Regions from separate parts of the Homo sapiens genome. Here region 1 is linked to region 2. Evidence: chromatin loops called from intact Hi-C (ENCODE). Cell type or tissue: CD4-positive, alpha-beta T cell. All regions are shown on one strand. Links, peaks and the distances in the headings refer to the core of each region. The heading gives the core; the rest is flanking DNA.

The links. Hi-C counts contacts between places; a loop is a spot of excess contacts. Peaks named below come from ENCODE experiments on the same cell type or tissue, not always from the same donor. Only the 100,000 strongest peaks of a DNase experiment are listed, where the experiment ranks them.
Region 1: it touches region 2 in a loop (14-fold over the local background); 2 of 110 quality-filtered maps call a loop at or near these places.

The regions. Positions count from the first base shown.
Region 1 is chr13:113,633,647-113,636,552 of GRCh38, reverse strand. TFDP1 (transcription factor Dp-1) reads right to left here. Exons shown (of 12, transcript NM_007111.5): 7 at 2,520-2,663; 8 at 1,951-2,019; 9 at 425-576; 10 at 1-19. Among named protein-coding and RNA genes, the nearest start is that of ATP4B, 23 kb to the left of the region's middle. In CD4-positive, alpha-beta T cell, for the core only: no CTCF peak of the experiment used is centred there; no DNase peak of the experiment used is centred there; H3K27ac peaks cover 1,011 bases.
Region 2 is chr13:113,583,411-113,586,316 of GRCh38, reverse strand. It overlaps TFDP1 (transcription factor Dp-1), which reads right to left and starts at 1,564. Exons shown (of 12, transcript NM_007111.5): 1 at 1,429-1,564; 2 at 468-543. The coding sequence starts at 479. RefSeq lists silencers at 732-1,101, 1,472-1,801 and enhancers at 1,770-2,741, 2,742-2,906. In CD4-positive, alpha-beta T cell, for the core only: no CTCF peak of the experiment used is centred there; a DNase peak (open chromatin) is centred at 1,736; H3K4me3 peaks cover 1,024 bases.

The DNA of each region.
Region 1 (2,906 bases), core at 191-2,690, 50 kb before region 2:
ATTAAACAGATACTCAAATCTGAAGGGGAAAGGCACAGTCAGAAAGACAGGGTCTCCCAGCGGAGACGGTACACACTGGGGTGGAGCCAGGACGGCTGACCCGCTGACCGCCACACACAGCTTCCCGGTTCCCAGTCATCAGTGTCTCCTCACAGAATTTATAAACTCTGAAGTAAATGAGATGAGAGGCAAATCGAGGCCTATTCTCCCCAGGAGGACATGCCCTAAGGCACACGCTCCCGGAACAGAGACCTTCCATCTGCCACATGGCGGCAGCCTCCCACCACCCCCCAATGGACAGCAATTTGTGCAACATTTGCTATTTGTACAACATTTAAAACTTGTCCTAGTGACAATACCAACAGGGTCGGCTCCCTAAAAAAGAGATGGGTGACCAGGGAACAGCTCCCCGCCCACAACCTACTTGTCATTGGAGATGCTGCAGTCGATGACCGTCTTCTTGCTGGTGTTGACGATGATGAAGGGCAGGTGGATGACTGAGTTGGGTGGCGGTGGCCGGCTGGCCTGCTGCTCCGCATGCCGGTTTCTCTGCACCAGGTTCTTGAAGGCAATTTGCTAAAAAAAATAAGAGGAGCCAGGTGGCCCGTGGCGGCACAAGAACGCAGCCCCTGTGCTCGAGGGGTCCTCACAGCCCTCCCTGCGTCCACGTGACAGCGAGGAGTTGGCCTGGACATCTGAAATGCCAGCGCCGGCCGCTGGGTGCTGACCTCTGCAGCCCAGGGAGAAAAGCGCTCAGGAAACGGGATCCTGAGGGGAGAACTAAGGGAAAGCGGGCGCACAGCCATCCGTGCCCTGATAAAAGTGTCCTCCACGGCAACGGCGCTCAACAAAACACCAATTTTGGAAGTCGATTCCTTGCTGTCCTTCACCCCTCTAAGACCACCTACCACCATGGCACCTACAGGGTGATGGCCTTGGAGGGGGTGCCGTGCCGTGGACTTTGCCCACCCTGGAAAGTGGAACGCAGAAGGGCCCATGTGCTGCAGGGGTGCTCCTCTGGGGGAATAGGCCCTGCAAGGCTGAATCCAGGGCCAGGGCCTCAGGGCCCCAAACCAAGTGTTCCACTTGGAGAGACCTTCTTTGCTATTAATGTAGAGCCAGGAGATTCCCTTCCTCTCCCGGCCACCCTGGGTCTATCCCCACCTGGCAGGTCCTAAGGCACTGGCAACCAGGACTGTCCCTCCTGACACTCTGTGGGTCCTGAGGAGCTCCTGCCCACGAGCCTCCATCACCACGGCTGCCACACCGTCCCCTCTGGGAGGGCTCGAGCACACCTTGGTCAGGGCAGCAGCCAGCTCTGCAGTGAGCACCTTGCACACAACCCCCTCCACACCAGACACGGGGCCCCCAGTGGTGCCGCCCACCCTCAGCACTCAATGGGAGGTGGGGAAGGCCAGCTCCAGGGCCCTGATCAGCACTGTCAAGACCCAGGTGCACTGTGTCCACCACAGTTTTACAGGCCTTGCCTGGCACCTGGGCCTTGGGTTAAGCACCTCTGAGGAGATTTTTCAAATGTTGCTTTTGCATGAAGTCATCCCTCCATCTGTCTTTTGCCTATTTAGATGCTGTGACGAGAGATACACACATACACATGTATGCACACATGCACACACACACACGCACACAGGCACATGCACGCACACACATGCACACGCACACAGGCACACGCACGCACGCACACAGGCACATGCACACACACACACATGCATGCATGCACGCACACACACATGCATGCACACGCACGTGCACAACCTCGCTCTGGGAATAAGGCCCACGTTCAACACCTATGAGATGAACTCACACTCAGAATCTTAGAGCAGTCATTTGATTTGCCATGCAGGAGTGTAACCCAAGGCAGTATGTTGCCGTTATAAAGCTAAATTAGTAAAATAAAAATTACCCTGCCTCCACAGATACGTATTCTCTTACCTGTAGAATAAGTTCTTGAAGTTGAGACTGTTTCTGTTTTATTCTTTCAAGTCTCCTCTGTCTTTCCACCTTCAAAAACAAACCACCCATGTGAAGAATCATCACAACTGTTCCACAGAGCGTTTTTTAAAACCCACATCCTCACATCCTCACAGTGTTACCTATGTTTACCCAGAATGTAATCGAAGGGATATGGACAAATCTAGACATAGCAGGTGCTACAAGATATAGGTGAGTTTTTTTTCCATTTCTAAACTATACCTTCTCCCCTTTCCTCTCATTTCTTGGATTTAACTATGGTATCTAAAAAGAAAACAAAAATCCCACAAACTAGGATTCAGAATTAACCTACACTAGAGTTTAACAGACTCTAGTGGGTCTGGGCCAACCATGCTCCCTCCCCTGACAGCCAAGACTGAGAAACGCAGGGAGACGTCTGCATGACCGTCTGCCAGCCGGACACAGAGAGCATAAGGGCACGGAGCCCAGACCCTTCTGAGTGACCGACGACTAAAACATCTACACGGACTTGAAGGGAAATCAAGGTTGAAGGAAGGCTGAAGGGGCACCTCTAAGTTCTGACATTCCTGAGCCGAGTTGGTGGGCAGACCAATCCACTTGATCTCCTTCTTCTCCTTGGAGATGATGTTCATGGCCATTAGCACGTTTAAGGCATCGTAGACGCGCCGTCTTATGTTTTTCTGGTCATAAGCCTGGGGATGACAGGGAGTGGAGTTTCCAAATGATCCAAAAAGGCCGGTGGATCCTTAAACTGTAGACCATGGGCACTGGCTCAAAGGGGCACCCCGCTCACGGAGCCGCCACCCCAACATGCCCTCAGGGAGCGCTCCCACCCCACAGATGACGCAGGGCAAGACGGGGCTGTGCGAAGCCTGAGTGTGTTCCAGAAGGAGAGCCGGGGGCTCTCGGGTGTCGAGCCCAGCTGGTGAGGTGGG
Region 2 (2,906 bases), core at 186-2,685:
GTCCACCCAAGTGGAATTAACTTCCTCTGTAGGAAGACAGGTGCCAGCAGGTGGCTACAGCCTGAGCCCTGAGCCTGGCCCCCGTCCAGCGTCTCATGTGGAAGCCCCCCAAGAAATGCAGGATTCGCTGCGGTGCTGCAACACCCTCCACCTCAATTTAATTAAGGCGTTTATTTAAAATTATCAATTAACACAGTCGGTAAAGATAAGGAAAAAGTCAGAAGGCACCACCCCATCACCACCCAACTGCAGTGTGGTATCCAAGGCCACAACTTGTGGGTGGTGACCGCAGCTTCAGAGATCAGATCCTTCCATCTTTCACCTTCATCCCGCTTCAGACGCTTTAAAAGTCTGAAAATAAACACTACTGTAGCTTATGTGTTGTCATTCTGAAATAAAGGCAGAGAACTACAAAGAATTTAGTGCGAGGCAAACATTCGTGTGCAGCATGAAGCAAACATACTTACATCTTTTGCCATGTTACCAGATCCGGGAAATCAATGCTACAAATGTTCACCTTCCCAGAGAAGAAAAATGATTTTTCTGGTAAAAAAAAAAAAAAAAGTAAGGAAAAACAAGAAATAAGTAAGAATGAAAAACGAAGTTTAAAAAATAACACATCTCAAAGGAAACGCGGACCTTCCTTCCCAAAGGCACCCTCCATCCTGAGAGCGGAGCTGGCCAAACCGACTCCCACACTCAGGATTTTCAGTCGCCTCGCCAGACGGAAATGCCCCCTGCGGAAAAGTGGCCCGCGGGCCCGCAGGGTCACCACCACTACCCCCAGGTCCCCGACGGCCCGCCCAGCGGCCGAGGGTGGGGCCGAGCCCCAGGAGCCAGGGCGCAGCGCCTCCCTCCCGCCGCTGCAGGGGGGTGCCCCACCACCCACCTGGGCACAGCCCCGGGGTCCCGGCGCAACGTGCAGGCTCGCGGCGTCCACCCCAGACCCCGGCGGCGCCCGCCCGGCTGACCGGTAACTCTGACAGGTGGGCTTCCGGGGTCCGCGCCGCGCGCCTGTCACTAGGCCTCGGGCCGCCTCCGCACGAGGCGCCTCCCGCGCGCGCCGGAACCGGGTCCCCGCGGGCCGCCGTGGGGCGGCCTCCCCTCCCCCGCCCTGCGCGCTCCGGCCGACCCTGGCCCCAGCCCCGGCCCCGGCCCCGGCCCCACCTCCAGCGTGGGGCGCGGACGCTGCTGTCGGCCGGGAGGGCCGGGCCCGGGACCCCCGCCCCGCGGTCACCTGGGGAGCCCCTACCAGCGCCGAGCGCGCGGGGTCCCCGAGGCACAGGAGCGCGCAGGGCGCGGGAGGGCGCGGGTCGGGGCCGCGCGGCGCCTACACGCGGCCGGGGCAAGGGATGGGGTGGCCGGGGGTCCCGCCCGCACCCCCGGCTCCCGCCCGCGGCTCCCGCGGCATCCCCTGCCCACCCGCACCTGGCTGCCCGGTCCGGCCGCGCGGGCGGGGACGCGGAGAGGGCGCGGTGCGGAGCGCGGGGCGGCGCGGAGAGGCGCGGGCTGGGGCCGGGCCGGGCGGTCCCGGCCGTGGCGGGGTCCCTGCCCTGGGCCGAGTGGCGCCGGGACGCGGGGCTCACCCTGGCCGAGCGTCGGGCCGGCGTGACGTGCGCGCGGCGCGGTGACGTGGGCGGCGGCGGGCCCGCTCCGCGCAGCGCGCCTGCGCGCCTTTTCGCGCCTTCGGCGCCCTCCTCCTCCTCTTCTGCTGCTCCTCGGTCTCCCGCTCCTCCCGCCAGTGCTGCGCGCCCTGGGAGAGCGGGGAGGGGCTGTGCGCGCGTGTCCGTGTGTGCGCGTGCGCGTGCGGAGATGTAGCTGGGGCCTGCGCCGGGACGGGCAGTGCGCGCGCGCGGCGTGCGCTCGGCGGCCAAGGGACTGTGTTTGTGCGCGCCTCTGACTGTGTGTGTCCGGAGAGAGAGGTGGCCGGCTGTGTGCAAGAGTGTGTGTGCACATGGGGGAGCGGGGCCGGCTATGTGCACGAGTGTGTGTGCATGTGGGGGAGCGGGAGCTGGTGTGTGCACGTGGGGGAGCGGGGCCGGCTGTGTGCAAGAGTGTGTGTGCACGTGGGGGAGCAGGGACTAGTGTGTGCACTAGTGCATGTGCACGTGAGGGAGCGGGGACTGGTGTGTGCACTAGTGTGTGTGCATGTGAGGGAGCGGGGACTGGTGTGTGCACTCGTGTGTGTGCATGTGAGGGAGCGGGGACTGGTGTGTGCACTCGTGTGTGTGCATGTGAGGGAGCGGGGACTGGTGTGTGCACTCGTGTGTGTGCATGTGAGGGAGCGGGGACTGGTGTGTGCACTCGTGTGTGTGCATGTGAGGGAGCGGGGACTGGTGTGTGCACTCGTGTGTGTGCATGTGAGGGAGCGGGGACTGGTGTGTGCACTAGTGTGTGCATGTGAGGGAGCGGGGACTGGTGTGTGCACTAGTGTGTGCATGTGAGGGAGCGGGGACTGGTGTGTGCACTAGTGTGTGCATGTGAGGGAGCGGGGACTGGTGTGTGCACTCGTGTGTGTGCATGTGAGGGAGCGGGGACTGGTGTGTGCACTAGTGTGTGTGCATGTGAGGGAGCGGGGACTGGTGTGTGCACTAGTGTGTGTGCATGTGAGGGAGCGGGGACTGGTGTGTGCACTAGTGTGTGTGCACATGGGGCAGCAGGTAGGGGGCCGGGTATGTCAGGATGTGTGTTTGTGTGCAGGGAGCAGAGAGTGCCGGCTGTGTGCGCGAGTGTGGGGGGGGGAGCAGGGACTAGTGTGTGCAGGAGTGTGTGTGCACTTGGAAGAGCGGGGCCGGGTGTGTGCTTGAGTGTGTGTGCTCAAAGAGGAGAGCCAGCTGTGTGTGCGCCTGTATGCACGGAGGAGAGGGGGCCGCTTGTGTGCACGAGTGTGTGTGCACATAAAGGGC